Linked DNA regions of Mus musculus: region 1 is linked to region 2. A link is a loop called in an ENCODE intact Hi-C map of the cell type or tissue named here. Cell type or tissue: heart. All regions are shown on one strand. Links, peaks and the distances in the headings refer to the core of each region. The heading gives the core; the rest is flanking DNA. Region 1 has its middle 4.2 kb from the start of Tra2a. Region 2 holds the start of Ccdc126 (coiled-coil domain containing 126).

Evidence for each region. Peaks named below come from ENCODE experiments on the same cell type or tissue, not always from the same donor. Only the 100,000 strongest peaks of a DNase experiment are listed, where the experiment ranks them.
Region 1: a loop joins it to region 2, with 6 times the contacts of the local background. A loop is called at or near these places in 27 of 42 quality-filtered maps.

The regions. Positions count from the first base shown.
Region 1 is chr6:49,264,101-49,272,432 of GRCm38, reverse strand. It overlaps a transcript of Tra2a not described here. Among named protein-coding and RNA genes, the nearest start is that of Tra2a, 4.2 kb to the right of the region's middle. In heart, for the core only: a CTCF peak has its summit at 3,037 (motif pointing left); a DNase peak (open chromatin) is centred at 3,032; H3K4me3 peaks cover 213 bases; H3K27ac peaks cover 248 bases.
Region 2 is chr6:49,314,173-49,322,504 of GRCm38, reverse strand. It overlaps Ccdc126 (coiled-coil domain containing 126), which reads right to left and starts at 3,231. Exons shown (of 3, transcript NM_175098.6): 1 at 3,025-3,231. In heart, for the core only: CTCF peaks have their summits at 3,197 and 3,397; a DNase peak (open chromatin) is centred at 3,274; H3K4me3 peaks cover 1,461 bases; H3K27ac peaks cover 775 bases.

The DNA.
Region 1 (8,332 bases), core at 198-8,197, 50 kb after region 2:
TATAGTTCATAACACCCATCATCATAAAAATTATAACAGTCTCCAGACAGTGGTGGCACATGCCTTTAATCCCAGCACTTGGGAGGAAGAGGCTAGCCTGGTCTACAGAGTGAGTTCCAGAACAGCCAGGATTACACAGAGAAATCCTGTCTCAAAAACAAACAAACAAAAAAATTTTTTATAGCAATCATAACTTTAGGTTGCCATTTTCACTGTGTCCCTGTTGCCAGTGATACAGCCTGCAGTGCCAGATGCCTCTCACACCTGTATACAGGATTGTTTTCTTGCCCGTGGGCAACAGTAGAAATAACAACCAGAGACTGAAAAGGTCAGCATAGGAACTTTGGGAAGGTCAAGAAACACTTGCCCCTCTGGAAGGGAGAGGCTAATTAGCATTTCTCTGACCACAGGGCCTGAAGGGACCTTCGGGTGGGGACACATTCCGCAGGACTGACTGTTGCTCACCTTCAGACAAGGGAAGTCCTTGTCACCTCATTCCCTAAAGACCAATAAGTTTAAAGGGTGCACTGTTCCGCCAATCATATTGTGCCTAGTTGCTGATGCATACAAAAAACTGGAGGAACTGGTGCTGGTGGTCGCCACCTCTCCTTCGGGTCTGGGACAACCCCATTGCACATGAACAATAAATTTCTCTTGCTTTTTGCATCGATCCTGGCTCCACGTGGTTCACTGAGGGGGTCCCTGGTAAGCTAAGACTCCCTGGAGTCTTACAAGACAAACATTTTGAAGGAATGCTTGTGTTCTAAGATATGATGTGGCTCTTCTGTATCAGGAGATAATTTGAAAGAGATCCAACTCCATCTCCCTGCTTGTATCTTGTATGAGAACTTCTACTTTCTCTCGCTCTAGATGTGGTTACCTCTGCCAGTATGATGAGGAAACTCATTTATTTCCTGTTGGTCCCCATAAGAGGAGGTTGTTATGAATTCATCACTGTTACCTTTGGGAAAGCTACAAGACAGATACAACCCCCTTCCCTCGACATTTGCTAAAAGGCCCAGCTGTCCCAGAAATGCCTGAGCTATGAGCTGTGGCAAAATTCACCAGAAACACTTCTGGCCAGCTCTGGGCCAAGAGCCTACAAGCCCATGAGGAAAAAAAGCCCACCTTCAGGAGAAGCCAGAGAGCATTGTGGGTAATACCTGGCTATTATTTGACTTATTATATCCTGGGGAATTAGGACTCCCTGAACCTGGCTTAGTGGTTAAGAGTTCTGACTGCTTTTCCAGAGGTCTTGAGTTCAATTCCCAACAACCACATGGAAGCTCACAACCATCTGTAATGGGAACTGATGCTCTCTTCTGGTGTGTCTGAAGGCTGCTATAGTGTACTCATATACATAAAATAAATAAATAACTCTTTAAGAAAAAGATCCATAAAAAAAAAAGAGGTTCTTCTCTCACACATAAATTAAGCATAACCATAATAATTAAAAAAAAAAAGACTCCCTGAACCCTACAAACCTTTCTCAGTCACCTGCATTCCTCTGCTCCTAATGTATCATAATTCAAAAACAAAAAACAATGGGGCTCTCAAAGACTGAACCACCAACCAAAGAGCATACATGGGCTGGACCTAGCACACCAACCCCCCCAAATGTAGCAGATGTGCAGCTTGGTCTTCAGGTGGGTCCTGAACAACTGAAGCAGAGGCTGTCCCTAAAGCTGTTGCCTGTCTATGGAATCTGTTCCCCTAACTCAGCTGCCTTGTCTGGCCTCAGTGGGAGAAGAAGCTCCTAGCCCTTCAGAGACTTGATGTTCTGGGAAGGAGGTACCCAAGGGGGACCTCTATTCTCTCAGAGGGACTGTGAGAGGAGAGGACAGCAATCTAGATGTAAAGTGAATGAATTAAAAATAAATTTTAAAACAAATTAAACAACAAAAAGTGTTCCTATCCAAGAGAGCAGACAAGTTGTATTATATTTTGTATAGTATAAGTATTATTTTGTTAAATTAAGGTCACTGATAATTCCAAGGTGTTTTTTCTATTTGTACATTACTTTTTAATGTTCTAGACAAAACTCAAAACAAACAAACAAAAGGAACTTTATCCCTATTGTCATAGATAAGTCTCCGGCTGCCATACCAAATCCATTCCTACAAAATGCCCACAATGGGGTATCTATGGAGACATAAGGCAGATTTGCCGTTACAATAAGACGCGGGGATGGGAGTAGAGAGTGACTACTAAGGACCCGTTTTTCTGGGATGGTGCCAAAGTGCTGGGTTAGACGGTGGTGTTTGTGCAGGACAGCAGGAAAACACTGAACCCATCCTCTCACGAACTCAGCTAATGACTCACTGAAACGCCCCCGGAAGTGCATTTAAATGACTCACTGTAAAAGGATTGTGTCGCATGATTTTTATCTCAGTGCCTTCGGTTCTGCTTCAGAACTTTAAATTTAGTATTACCAGACATAAAGAGTAAACATAAATCATATACATTTGCAGCAAGGCATGGTGGCACACACCTTTAATTTCAGCACTCGGAGGACAGAGGCAGAGTTGATCTGTACAGTGAGTTCCAAGACAACCTGAGCTAGTGAAACCGGGCCTTGGAATAACAAAAAGAGAAAAGAAAGGGGGGGAGGGGGGAGGGAGGGAGAGAGGGAGGGAGAGAGGGAGAGAGAGAGGGAGAGAGAGAGAGAGAGAGAGAGAGAGAGAGAAAACACATTTGCATGACTCTATAGAAGGGTAATATTGGCCGGGCAGTGGTGGCGCACGCCTGTAATCCCACTGCTGGGAGGCAGAGGCAGGCAGATTTCTGAGTTCGAGGCCAGCCTGGTCTACAGAGTGAGTTCCAGGACACCCAGGACTGCACAGGGAAACCCTGTCTCCAAAAAAAAAAAAGGAGGGGGGAGTAATATTAATAAAAGACAAGTTGATCAGAATGAAAATGTCCAAGCAGAAAAAAAGGTGGGGGTGGGATGGGGGACGTTGGGGTGTGAGAGCATTGGAGACCATTGTTGGAGAGCCCTGGCAGCCTGCATTTCTAGCGTGTTTCTACTGCCGCCTGGTGGTGGACTTGGGTCTGTAAGCTTGGCAGAGTCCTACATAGGACATTTCCATTGCCTGGCTATTTCTCCTCTCCAAGCTTGATCTAGTTGGAAGGGAGATAAAGTGAAATTCTCAGTAGGGTTTGACGAGCCAGGAGGTTAGTAATCCAGGAGGTCTTAACTCAACAGAGGCAGACATTAAGTGGGACTACGATGGGTGGAAATAGGGTCTAGACGGAGAGGGAAGGAGGGCAAGAGAGAAAACGAGGGAAAGAAAGCCAGCACAGCACGTATGTCGGGGGCACAGAGGTCCTGTGCTCACAGACAAGCACTAGGGAAACCGGAATGTTAAACATCCAGGGCTTTTCTCTTCGAAGCAATGGGAATAGGTGTGTATATGCAAACTTTTAATAAGGGTTTAATAACTTTTAATAAGGGTTCAACCTTTCCTCTGGCCCACCACCCAGCAGAGGTAGTGGAAAGGAAAAATTATTAGGATGTGGGGGGAGTGGACCTGTTCAGCACCAGTTCTTTGGGGGCGAGCTCGATCTTCTTGGATAGCAGTTCAGTCCTGTAGCAAACACCAAATACGACTCAGCAGCTGCAGACCAGTCCTCTAGGCAGGCAGACACCAGGCAGCTGTAATTCAGTCCTGAAGAAACCACTAGGCTCGCCAACCAGCGAGGCCGCTGAAGTAGCAGGAACCTTATGAGCAGTTCTTGAGACAGTTTCTCTCAAGGTTGGAATCATCACAAGTTGAGCTCAACAACACTATGTAAGGGGAACCAATGCATCCTTATCCTTAGCAAAGAATAGCGAGGCAGAGCAAACCATACCAAGGCTCAGTGCTCCTACTGTCTGTAGGGTCATATTTATACTCCTTCATCACGTGTCATGTGTCCTTTCACGTGCCAACTATATCCACACATCCTTTCACCTGTGTGCCCCAGCAAACCATCATTTGGCACAACTAACTTCCCCCAAAACTAGAAGTTTCCATTTCAGGTGTGGTTTAATCGCCTGGTGACTTCTGTGCTAACCTTAGGACAAGGCCACACCTGGCTCCCCTGACTTTTATGTTTATCTCAGGAATGCTCCCAGACCCTTATCTTGAGCACTGTTTCTCAGTCAATCTGTAGCACTTATCCTTCTGGGAGATGTGGGCATGTACTTTTTTTTTTTATGTATATGAGTACACTGTAGCTGTACAAATGGTTGTGAGCCTTCATGTGGGTGTTGGGAATTGAATTTTAGGACCTCTGCTCGCTCCAGTCAACCCCGCTCCCTCTGGCCCAAAGATTTATTTATTATTATAAATAGGTACACTGTAGCTGTCTTCAGATGTACCAAAAGAGGGTGTCAGATCTCATTACGGGTGGTTGTGAGCCCTGGACTTGTACTTTACAAATGGGAGCAGAAGTGTTTGATAGCCTGGTGACCTCTGCACTGTGTGACTGAGACCACACCTCCTCCGGATCCTTAAACGGTTACAGATAGTCTGTTGAGGTTTAGTCTTTTGCTCTACTAAATACTGGTTGCTCCTAGAGACCGAACTCAGATCCAAGTAATGCTAAGTGACCTTGCCCCCCAAGTTATTCCTGATTGGTGAATAAAGGTGCCTACAGCCTATAGCTGGACAGAAGAGAGATGGGTGGAGTTTAATGTTCCAGTGCTTGGGGTCAAAGGAGAACCATGAGGTGGAAAGAGAAGGAAAATAGCAGAGAAGCTACCGCAGGATAAGGATCTTAAAATAATGGCCATGTGGATTGGCTAATTGGAGTTAAGAGCAGCCCTGAAGAAACATGACAAATTATGTAATGGGATTATTGTCTGGGAAATAGACATAATAGCGCAGAGGACAGATATCTGCCCAGCTCTTGTTCTGATTAAAGCTTATGAAAATTATAACTGTTGTGCACTTTTATCTGGGAACTAAACGATCTAAGATGAGGTAGAAACCCTGGATTGAGATTAAATATAATTTATACAGCAGTAGTCAATCTATGGAACTCATCTTTATGGAAGAGGTCATACGCTTTACAAAGATTTTCATTGTAGACATGCCTTAGACTTTGTGATACACGCGGGACTGCGGTAATTATCAGGAAGCATTTTTCTAAAATTGTGCTGTGTTTAAATATGCCTAAAATAAATCGCCTGAAGTCAGACTCGGGGAGTTTTGAGCCAATCCCAGCTACTTAGTTCTGTTGAACCAGATTTCCTTGTGGCCTCCAGTGGATCAATACACTGTTGGTCTCAGTGGCCACAGATTCACCCCTCCCCCATATATATGTGGAACAGAAACTGGTGTGTGTGTGTGTGTGTGTGTGTGTGTGTGTGTGTCTGCAAGGAACTAGTTGTGAGAAGGATCCCTAAAGGAAGAGATAATGGGGAAGGATAGCAAGAGAGAAATATGAACAAGGTCTACTAATATATGTATGAAATGTCATAGAAATTTATTTTCTTTTTAAAATTATTTTTATTGTATTTTGCTTGAATGAGTGTTTTTCCTGCATGTATGTCTAAGCACCACAAACATGCCTGGTCTCCATAGAGACTAGATGAAGGTTATCAAGTCCCCTGAAACTGGAGCTATAGATGGGTATGAGCTACCATGTGGGTGCTTGGGGATTGAATCCAGGGCCTTTGGAAGAGCACCCAGTGCTTTAATCACTATCTCTTCAGCTCTGAAATCTATTATTTTCTACATTAACTAACATTTTTCATTTGTTGTTGTCTTGAGGCAGATACTCACTGTGCAGCTTAGGATTTATCATAAAGTCCAAAGCTGGACTTGAACTTGTAGCAATTCTCTTCCATCTCCCTTGAAAGTACAGGCCAGATAGAAAAACAAAAAAATAAAAACAAAAGATACAAGGCATTGCATATGGGAAGCACATAGTCTACCACTGAGCTACAGTCCCAGCCCTAACGCTTTTTTCTTAAAGGAATATCTATCTTTATGGATCTTGCAGGTGAAGCAGGGCAACATTATTATTGAAGAAAATGAGAGTTGCACATATCAACTTCAATGCATCTTATCACAATATCGTGAGCTAGAGGGGATGTGATGTTGCATGCCTGTAACCCAAGCACACGATAGGCTGATGCAGGAATGGTCATGCATTCAACTCTATCCTGAGCTACACAGGGAGACTCCATCTCAAAACACGAATAAAACCCACAGTGCTGTTGGGGAGTTAAATTAGAAACACACAAGGGAGCCTGGCATGGTGGCGCACACCTTTAATCCCAGCACTCGGGCGGCAGAGGCAAGCGGATTTCTGAGTTTGAGGCCAGCCTGGTCTACAAAGTGAGCTCCAGGACAGCCAGGGCTATACAGAGAAACCCTGTTTTGAAAAACCAAAAAAAAAACAAAAAAACAAAAAAACAAACAAACAAACAAAAAAAAAAACCCAAAAAAAAAAAAAAAAAAAAGGAAAGAAAGAAACACACAAGGGCTTTGCAGCCCCAAGGAGGGAGCAACAGTGACAACAGGCCAGACCTCTCCCCCACCCCCACCCACTGAGCTCCCAGGGAGCTGGACCACCAACCAAAGAATACACATGGAGGGCCCCATGGCGCTGGCCATATATGTGGCAGAGGATGGCCTTGTTGGACATCAGTGGGAGGAGAGAAGGGGTTTGATGCCCCAGTGTAGGGGAATGCCAGGGCAGGAAGACAGGAGTGGGTGGGTGGGTGGATGGGGGAACACCCTCACAGAGGCAGGGGATGGGGTGGTGGTGGTGGGGGTTTCAGAATGGGAGACCTGGAAAGGGGAAAACATTTGAAATGTAAATAAAGAAAATATCCAATAAAAAATTGAAGAAACAACAATATAGTAAATCAGGAATGTGCTGTTCTAAATGCACTTACAAAATAACACTACATATTAACTTACATGATATTACATGAATAGAAGGGTAAGTATTTAATAATGAGCTCTCTGAAAGAAAGAGGAAGAAAAATGATTTGCTGATATTCACAACATAAATCTTCCTGTTGTGGCTGAGTCCAAACCATTAAGAGTTTAATAATGGGGGCTGGAGGGATAGCTCAGCGGTTAAGAGCACTGACTGCTCTTCTGAAGGTCCTGAGTTCAAATCCCAGCAACCACATGGTGGTTCACAGCCATCCATAATGAGATCTAACACCCTCTTCTGGTGTGTCTGAAGACAGCTACAGTGTACTTACATATAATAAATCTTTTTTTTTTTAAAGAGTTTGATAACTAGCTCTCTGACATTTCTGATAGGCTCTCTTTTTATATCTCAGGTTGGCTGGAACTTCCAACAGTCCTTCCTTCTAGACGCCTAAGTGGTGGGATCACAGGCACAGATCACCACACCCAGCTATTTCAGGTCTTTGTGAATTCATTATTTGTGCTGGTGTTCCTTATTTTTCTAGAGCAAGAAGTATGGATACTAATGTTGCCAAACAATATATTCCCCCAATTTATTTTTATTTATTTACATGTTCTACAGTGTTGAGGACTAAACCCAGAGCCTAGTACATGCTAGGTGTGCTGGATAATTTTCTATCAACTTGGCACAGATAAGGTCACCTGAGAGGAGGGAACTTCAATTAAAATGCCCCCCGCTGTGGTGGGAGCTCATGCCTTTATTCCCAGAACTTGGGAGGCAGAGGCAGGCAGATTTCTGTGAGTTCCAGGCCAGCCTGGTCTACAGAGGGAGTTCCAGGACAGCCAGGGTTACACAGAAACCCTGTCTTGAGGTTTGGAAGCAGAGAAGAGTGAGAAACTCATGGCTTTTCAGTATAACCCCATCTGTGTATATATTGTTATTTCAACGTTTAAAAGGGCAGATACTAGCCGGGCGTGGTGGCTCACGCCTTTAATCCCAGCACTCGGAAGGCAGAGGCAGGCAGATTTCTGAGTTCGAGGCCAGCCTGGCCTACAAAGTGAGTTCCAGGACAGCCAAGGCTATACAGAGAAACCCTGTCTCTGTAAAAAAACCAAACCAAAAAAAAAAAAAGGGGGGGGGGCAGATACTGGGGATAAGGAAAACTCAGCTGGAAAAGTCGGTTTGTTTGTTGGGTTTTTGTTTGCTTGTTTTTGGTTGGTTTGTTTTGCTATGCAAGAAAGACCTGAGTTCCATACCTAAAGAGAACAAAACCAAAAAAACTCAAGAACAAAACCCCACAGGCAAAGCCAGGCGATGACACACGCCTTTAATTCCAGCACCCGGAGGACAAACCGACCCAACGCCAAACAGCAAGCTCTTGAAACCCGCCAATCTCCCGCGCTAGGCCAGGCGGACACAAAGCCTCCCGGGGCGGAGGCGGGGTTCGCGACGA
Region 2 (8,332 bases), core at 227-8,226:
AGCAGAGCTGCCGGCACTCAGCCTAAGGTGCTATAAGCATCACACCCGCCTGTTGTCTCCAAAGGACTTCACAGCCATAGAGGCATATGTAGAGTATAAAAAAGATATGGTATGTTCACCAACAGTCAGAAGTACACATAGCTCTCTCCAATGCAAGATGCAGAACTAAGCCCTACACACACAGACACACACACACCAGACTTGGCCCTGGAATGGAATTTCTGGAAACTGTCCATTCCTAAAATATTTTCTCTACATAATACTGCCTGAAGCAAATATCTGGTGGAAAAGAATTAACACAGGCAACAGCTACCAACTCTATAATTAGGCCTAAACTTGAAGATGCTTAGGCCTGGGGGTATGTAGCTACTGAGTTCAATCCACAGTGCTAAGAACTAAAGGTTGAAAAATAAATAAATAAAATCTACTGCCTTGAAGAAAGCTACACAAGAGTTCCTACTAAGGTGACACAGAGATATCTTAACATTTTCAGATGGCATCTTGGGGAAGAGAAGCAACAGCGGTAACAATTATAAAAATAGATCTTAAAAGAGAGAATAAAGCCGGGCGTGGTGGTGGCGCACGCCTTTAATTCCAGCACTCAGGAGGCAGAGGCAGGCGGATTTCTGAGTTCGAGGCCAGCCTGGTCTACAAAGTGAGCTCCAGGACAGCCAGGGCTATACAGAGAAACCCTGTCTCAAAAAACCAAAAAAAAAAAAAAAAAAAAGAGAGAGAGAGAGAGAATAAAGTACACTAAAGTACTCTTGCCTGATGGCACAGGGCTTTAATTCCAGCATGAGGCAGGCAGAAGCAGTTAGAGCTCAGTGAGTTGAAGACCAGTCTACACAGCGAGTTCCAGTCCAGCCAGAGCTATGGTGAGATAGGGGTGGGGGTAAAGTAAGGCTGGGATTGAAAACAGGAAGCACTATATCAAAAGAAGAGTGCTTTATCACTGTGCTGTAGAGAGTGTTTAATCTAAAACCACATTATGCAGCATCAGATATTTCGGTCACAGGCTGAGCTGCTCAGAGCCTTAGCCAATCATAGCTTGTGTCATATGGCCCTACACCTCTTTCCAGATGAACGGGCTAGCACAGGGCACCCCTGCCAGGGGCCTTCTACATAAAGAGACCAGAGAGAAAACAATGGCTGAAGCAGATGAATTTATGAAAAGGAAAAATGAAAACGGGTTAGAGAAGTGAGACCAGAAGCTAAGAGTGCACAGGCAAGAGGTACCCAGGACCACTAGGATGGAAGGAAAAGGAGCCGCAGCTCGCAGAGCCGATGCTGGTTGGTAGGGATCATGATTTCTGCAGCTTCCTAGCTCTTCCACGAGAATCCCTTTTTATCAGGGTGGAAGGAAAGAACTGTAAAACGTAAAGGGCAGGGAACAAGGACACGAATAAATGTGTAAGGGGATTTATAGTTTTCCGCTATAGTAAAATGGATGTTCCAAGATCCTTAGCATTGGAAGTCTGAGATAGACGAATCGATCTGTTCATTACTGTAGACACGGGGAAAGGAGAACTGCAGAGAAAGCAGAGCTAAGGTCATGCGGATGGTGGCAGAACAGGACAAGAACCAAGGCTGCGGTTCTCACCTTCTCCTCTACTGCACTCATAACACCAAGGAGAGACATTTTCTTCAAAATGAGTGTTTCTGCCGCACGTTTTAAGGTTAATCAGAAATGTTTGCATGCGTATGCCCCCTTCCACAATTATTAACTGCTACTGTTCTAGCAATCATTAGAAGGCTCCCCTTTCCCTAAAGATATCACACAGTCACATAAATCATCATGTCTCGACTCAAAATAGTACATACAGGGCATACACGTTAAATAAAAATGAAATTCAGTTAAAGTTTTATAAAGCTTTCCTTGAAAACCCAATGTCAATAACATTGAGAAAGCAAGGGTAAAAACAACTGACAGAACCTGAACACGTTGAAGTCGTTCCTGATCAGATTTACTGCATTCACTCAATGTGTCTCCAGACAAAAACTATAACCTGGGAACAGAAATCCTAAGTGGGTGTCAGGTGATGGTGGCGCACACCTTTAATCCCAGCACTAGGGAGGCGGAGGCAGGAGGATCTCTTGAGTTTGAGGCCAGCCTGGTCACGAATAAATGCGTAAGGGGATTTATAGTTTTCTGGTCTACTGAGTGAGTTCCAGGACAGCCAGGGCTACACAGAGAAATCCTGTCTAGAAAATGAGAGAAGGGGAGTGGGGAGGAGAGAAACGACTGAACCATTAGAAACAGTACAGAAAGTTGACATAGGGCAAAGCTGCAAAGGATCTGACGGACAAAGCCTTTAATCTCCTTTTAAGGGTTTCCTATGGGACCAGGCTAGGGAGGTGGGGGAGGTGAGTCCTTGTACAGTTATATACAGAGCTGATCCCCAGGAAAGCAGAGTCATCAATTTCCTTAGAACATTCTCAGCCATCTTAAAGGGGCGGAAATTAAGAAGCCAGCATATCTTAAGGAATTCTCTGCATGTAAGAAGTAAAAATATAAACTGAACACACAACCTAGTGATTAACCAAAAGTCCACACACTTCGAATCACATTCAAAACATCTTTTCATCAAATGAAAAACTCAAGGTGTAATAGCTTATTATCCATAAATCTAACAACTTAAAACTGTATGAGATCTCCATCTGCTGGATGAAACACATCGGCTTGGAGCCATTGCTTAGCCTGAATGAAGCAGCAGGCAGAGGGACGCCAGGGGTTCGAATCCTGGCTGCCTGGCCATTCAATTGCCACCGCCTGTACCTACAGCAGATAAAGTTCCTCCCCAGCCTCCCAGGAGAAGAGTTTGGCAGGTTTAATGGGCATTTCACGTCCTTCTCCTAACGAGAGAATTGAGCTGTCAAGAGTGGAGCACAAATGAGCGCGGCCGCAGAGACTGCCCATCCCCGCAGAGCACCGCGGAGCCCGGCCCGGCGGTCGAGGCTGTCAAAGTAGCAAAGCCGGGGCCGCAGGGACACCGCCTCCCGCCTCCCCAATCTCCTCCGTCTGACCTGGCCTGCTGGTTTCCTTTCAATCACGCGGGCCGCCGCCGCGGGGCTCACAAACTGGAAGTACAGCCACAGCCCGCCACGGGAGGGCGTTAGCGGCGCCGCAACAGCCTGCGGGCCAGGACGGAGGTAGGACCGAGAGCGCTCGGCACCCGGGGACGCTACTCCCGGTTTCCGCTCCGCCTCCCGGCCACCCTTCCCCCATTCTCCGGCCAGGGCCTACTGCGCGCGGCATTGTGGGGAATGTAGTCCCGCCTTGCGGAGAGACAGCACGTGCTGTTGGCCCAGGGGCTCAGGGCGACGCGGTTGCTTAGCAACTAAGAGGCGCAGCAGCTGCATTGCTACTAGAGAAAACTCAGCACCCTATTCGCCACTAGTGGTGAAGCATCCTACTATCTACCTTCCACTAGAAAAGAAACCCCTAATGCTGTTGTCTGACACTAGAGGGCATCCTAGTGTTGGAGAGTCCAATGTCCCCATGGTGCTCCTGAAGGTCCTCACTCAGGGAAATAGGATAAAAAAATAACTAAAAGGACTAAAGACTAATAGAAACAAACTATCCTTTTCTGAGGACTGGAGACCTAGCTCAAAAGTTCAGACAGTTTGCTGAGGGACCAGAAGACCAGAGTTCAATTACCAGCTCCCACATCAAGAGGTTCATAATCTCTTGGAACTCCAGCTCCAAGGGATCCCATCTGCTTCTGGCCTCTGCAGACCTCAGCACACTCACACACAATTACATGAATACAAATAAAGTGTTTTAAAGATATTCTTGTCACGGATGGTATAAATATGTATACACATGACAAATACAAAACAACTTGTAGACAAATTATTACAATTAATAAGAGTTTAACAAAGTTAATACATTTTTAAAAAATCAAGTACTTCGGGACTTGGTATGCAGCTTAGTGGTAGAACACTTGGCTAGCATGAATATGGCCCTGATTAAATGCTCAGCACACACAAAATTACACGTTAAAAAGTCAAATTGGGCTGGAAAGATGGCTGAGCCCTTGTGCTTAGAGAGCACTCGGGTTTAGTTTCCAGAATCCACATGGTGGCTCACAACCATCTGTCACCCCATTTCTGGATATCTGACAGTCTTCCTCTGGCCTCACCAGGAATACAGTTGGTACACTAAGGTATATGCAAGCAAAATACCAATACTCATAAAATTCTCTCTCCCTCTGTCTCTCTCTATCTGTGTGTGTATATGTCTCTGTGTGTGCCTCTCTCTGTGTGCCTCTCTGTGTGCATCTCTCTCTCTGTGTCTCTGTGTGTGTCTCTGTGTGTCTCTCTCTCTGTGTCTCTGTGTCTTTCTCTGTGTGTTTCTCTCTCTCTCTCTCTCTGTCGCTCTTTCACACATACATACACACACACACACACACACACACACACACACACACACACCAAACAAAACAGGAGGACCTGGAAATCAAATGCAGCCTGGGAAAGACAGTTTTAACAGCAACAAACAAAAGACAAGCCTTAAGAGTGGAATGAGACCCTTGAAATATATAAATCAAGAAAGGCCTTGTACTCAGAATGTACAAAGAATTTTAATCACAAGAAAAAGAATCAAGGGCAAAACAAAGTGTTCCATCTGTAGAACACCAGCACATGTAGGGGTTTATTAATACCTTGTATGAGGATAGTTTGATCCTCCACGTCACAGTAGAAGGAGGGGAGGAGAAGGAAAGGGGGATCCAACCAGGGCCCTAACTAAGGAGAAAAAAAACCCATGTAACCAATGCACAAAATGGGATAATCTGGACACAAATGTTCTGTGCTCTCTAATGCTGCTAGACATATATGACCCTCGAGGATCTACAATGTAGTTCGTCTGAATTAGGAGGTACTGTAACAGCAAGCCACCACATAGATGCTGAAAACTTGCTACATAAGAAAAAAATGTAGATATCAACCAGGGTTTTAATCTGTTGACTATTGTCTTAGTCGGGGTTTCTATTCCTGCATAAACATCAGGATCAAGAAGCAAGTTGGGGAGGAAAGGGTTTATTCATCTTACACTTCCACATTGCTGCTCATCACCAAAGGAATTCAGGACTGGAACTCAAGCAGGTCAGAAGGCAGGAGCTGATGGAAGGATGTCACTTTGCTTCCCCTGGCTTGCTCAGCCTGCTCTCTTAAAGAACCCAGGACTACCAGCCAAGGGATGGCACCACCCACAATGCGCCCCGCCCCCTGCGATCACTAATTGAGAAAATGTCTTATAGGTGGATCTCATAGAGGCATTTCTTCAAGGGAGGCTCCTTTCTCTGTGAAAACTCCAGCTTATGTCAACTTGATACACAAAACCAGCCAGTACAACTATAAATGTTAAATGTTTTATATATATTTAGCTAAGTAAATGCACTGATAGAATTTATCTTTGTGTGTGTGTATACCATGCAACAAAACCTTTACCAACGTTTTAAACAGAGGTTCAGCCAATACTGAAATTTATAATTTCTAAACTTAAGTCAGGGGCAAATGGCTATAGTGCACAGTAAAACCATGGATGCCTATAAGGTCTGCAAACTGAAGAAATAATAGCCACCGCTCAGGTGGAGGATAAGTTACAGAGTTGGCTCTCTAGATATTGTAGCCAGCAAGAGTATGGCCATCTTCCATCTGTTGCCTCTAGGGATGAGGCCCTGCTGGCCTAAGGGAGTGCTTTCCTTATCCTGGCTCTTGGGTCTTGGCCTTCACATTTTTTAAAGACGGAGTCTCTGTACAAAGCACTGACTGTCATAGAACCCACATAGGCTCCTGTCTTAGTCAGGGTTTCTATTCCTGCACAAACATCATGATCAAGAAGCAAGTTGGGGAGGAAAGGGTTTATTCGGCTTATACTTCCATGCTGCTGTTCATCACCAAAGGAAGTCAGGACTGGAACTCAAGAAGGTCAGGGAGCAGGAGCTGATGCAGAGGCCATGGAGGGATGTTCTTTACTGGCTTGCCTCACCTGGCTTGCTCAGCCTGCTCTCTTATAGAACCCAAGACTACCAGCCCAGAGATGCTCCCACCCACAAGGGGCCTTTCCCCCTTGGTCACTAATTGAGAAAATGCCTTACAGTTGGATCTCATGGAGGCATTTCCTCAACTGAAGCTCCTTTCTCTGTGATAACTCCAGCTGTGTCAAGTTGACACAAAACTAGCCAGTACAGCTCCTGAGAGCTGTGATTGTGAAAGACCCACAATGTAAGGACTCCCCCATGTTCTGACTCAGGAGAGGCAACACCCCACATCACTCATGAAAAACGGTCTTGATGCAAACTGAAAGAGGTTTATTTGGGAAAGACCAGTGCACTGGGGACGACTCGTATCCCAAGCAGGGATAGAGGAGTGGATGACAAGCTCAAGGGATAAGGGGTTTATAAAGTCAAAAACCGCAAACACCTGGCATTGGGCTATAGCATTTGGCAAGCTAGCAAGTTTGCATAACGGGTTTAAGGAACGGTTCCTGGAACAATGGGGCAAGTTCTACTCTCTGCCATTAGTGAGGTCTATTTTAGACACAGGTCTAGGGGCTTAAATAATTTCTCTCTCTCTCTCTCTCTCTCTCTCTCTCTCTCTCAGGATCTTTCTAGTAAATAGTTCTAATCTTAGAACTAGACACATGTATTTTCTAACACACATGGACCTACAATTAAAAGCAGAAGCAAAATCAAAAGGTGTCCCATAAGGGTAGACTGAATCTCTAACTTGGAAGCGATGTGGGGCTTGCAGGTCTCCTTCTCTTGAGTAGGTCTCCTGGAGCTGCTTCCATGCTTGCTGTCTCACCCACTGGAGTGCCTTGAGCCCAATGAACAAAGGCTGGGAAAGCAGCATGTTATCACTGTGTACAGAGGCTATTTTTACCAGTGGTGCCCCCCCCCAGAGTAATTCATAGGGGGTCAGTCCAAACTGTCCAGGGGTGCACAAAGGATAGGAGAGCTATCCAATCATTAGCAACAGTCTCTGCTGTCAATTTGGTAAGGGTCTCTCTCTCCCTCCCTCTCTCTCTCTCTCTCTCTCTCTCTCTCTCTTTTTTTTTTTTTTTTGGTATTTCAAGACAGGGTTTCTCTGTATAGCCCTGGCTGTCCTGGAACTCACTCTGTAGACCAGGCTGGCCTCGAACTCAGAAATCCGCCTGCCTCTGCTTCCCGAGTGCTGGGATTAAAGGTGTGTGCCTCTTTAATGGTTTTATTCATCCTCTCTACCTGTCCTGAGCTTTGAGGCCTGTCCTTGACTTACCTGGGACCCCAAACCTCGGGAAGATTTCTTCTAGGATCTTCTTGGCCATCACATTGGCGGTCTCAGTGCTGGTAGGAAAAGCTTCTACCCAGCCTGAAAAGGTGTCTATAAACACTAATAAGTACTTGTTACCATACTTGGCTGGCTTCACTTCAGTGATGTTTACTTCCCAGTGAGTGCCTGGGTGGATCCCCCTCAGTCTTCTCCCAGGAGGCATTCCAGAAGGATTAGCATTAACCAGCTGGCAAGGCACACAATGTTTGACTACCGAGTCAGCCACTCCCAGTAATCTCAGAATATGATAAGGGAATGGTCTAACCAGTCTCTGCAGATGTCAACAGCCCCCTTTGTATATTGCTCCGTGCAGTGGCAAAAGCATACCTGCTGTCAGTGTAAATGTTGATAGACTTCCCCTTTGTCATTCGTAGAGCTTGTATCAAAGCCACAAGTTTGGCTTTTTAGGCCGACATCCCTTCAGGGAGGCTGCTGGCCCAGATCACTTGCTTTCTGTCCACCACTGCTGCCCCCCCACCTTCCACTTACTTTCAACCATGAAGTTACTGCCATCTGTGGACCAGCTCAGACTCCCAGGCCAAGGCTGATCCTTCAGATCATTTTGCTGTCCCATAGTGAACCTATCTGCATCCTTGACAAGTAGAGCTATGGCAGCAATAGCTTTCAGGCAAGAAAATCACCCACTGGCAACAGGATCTAACTTCTTGGATAGGTAAGCCACTGGCCTTTTCCAAGGTCCCAAAGTTTAAGTAAGGACTCCTCTGACGGCCCCTGCTTTCTCATTAGGTCAGCCAAGGCTGGGGCCATTAGTAGGGTCTTTTTAATTTCTTTAAAGGCTTTCTGGGGTCCATACAAACACCTCCCCTTCCTTGGTTAGGGGGTACAACAGGGCAGCTAAGGTTGCAAACCCAAGTATCCAGAGCCTGCAGGAGCCAGCAGTGCCAAAGAATTCTCTTAACTTGCCTTGGTGTAGTTGGGGTGGGGATCTGAGTTAGTCTTTTTTTCTGGCTTCTTTTAGCCACCACTTTCCATCTCAAAGGGTGTATCCCAAATA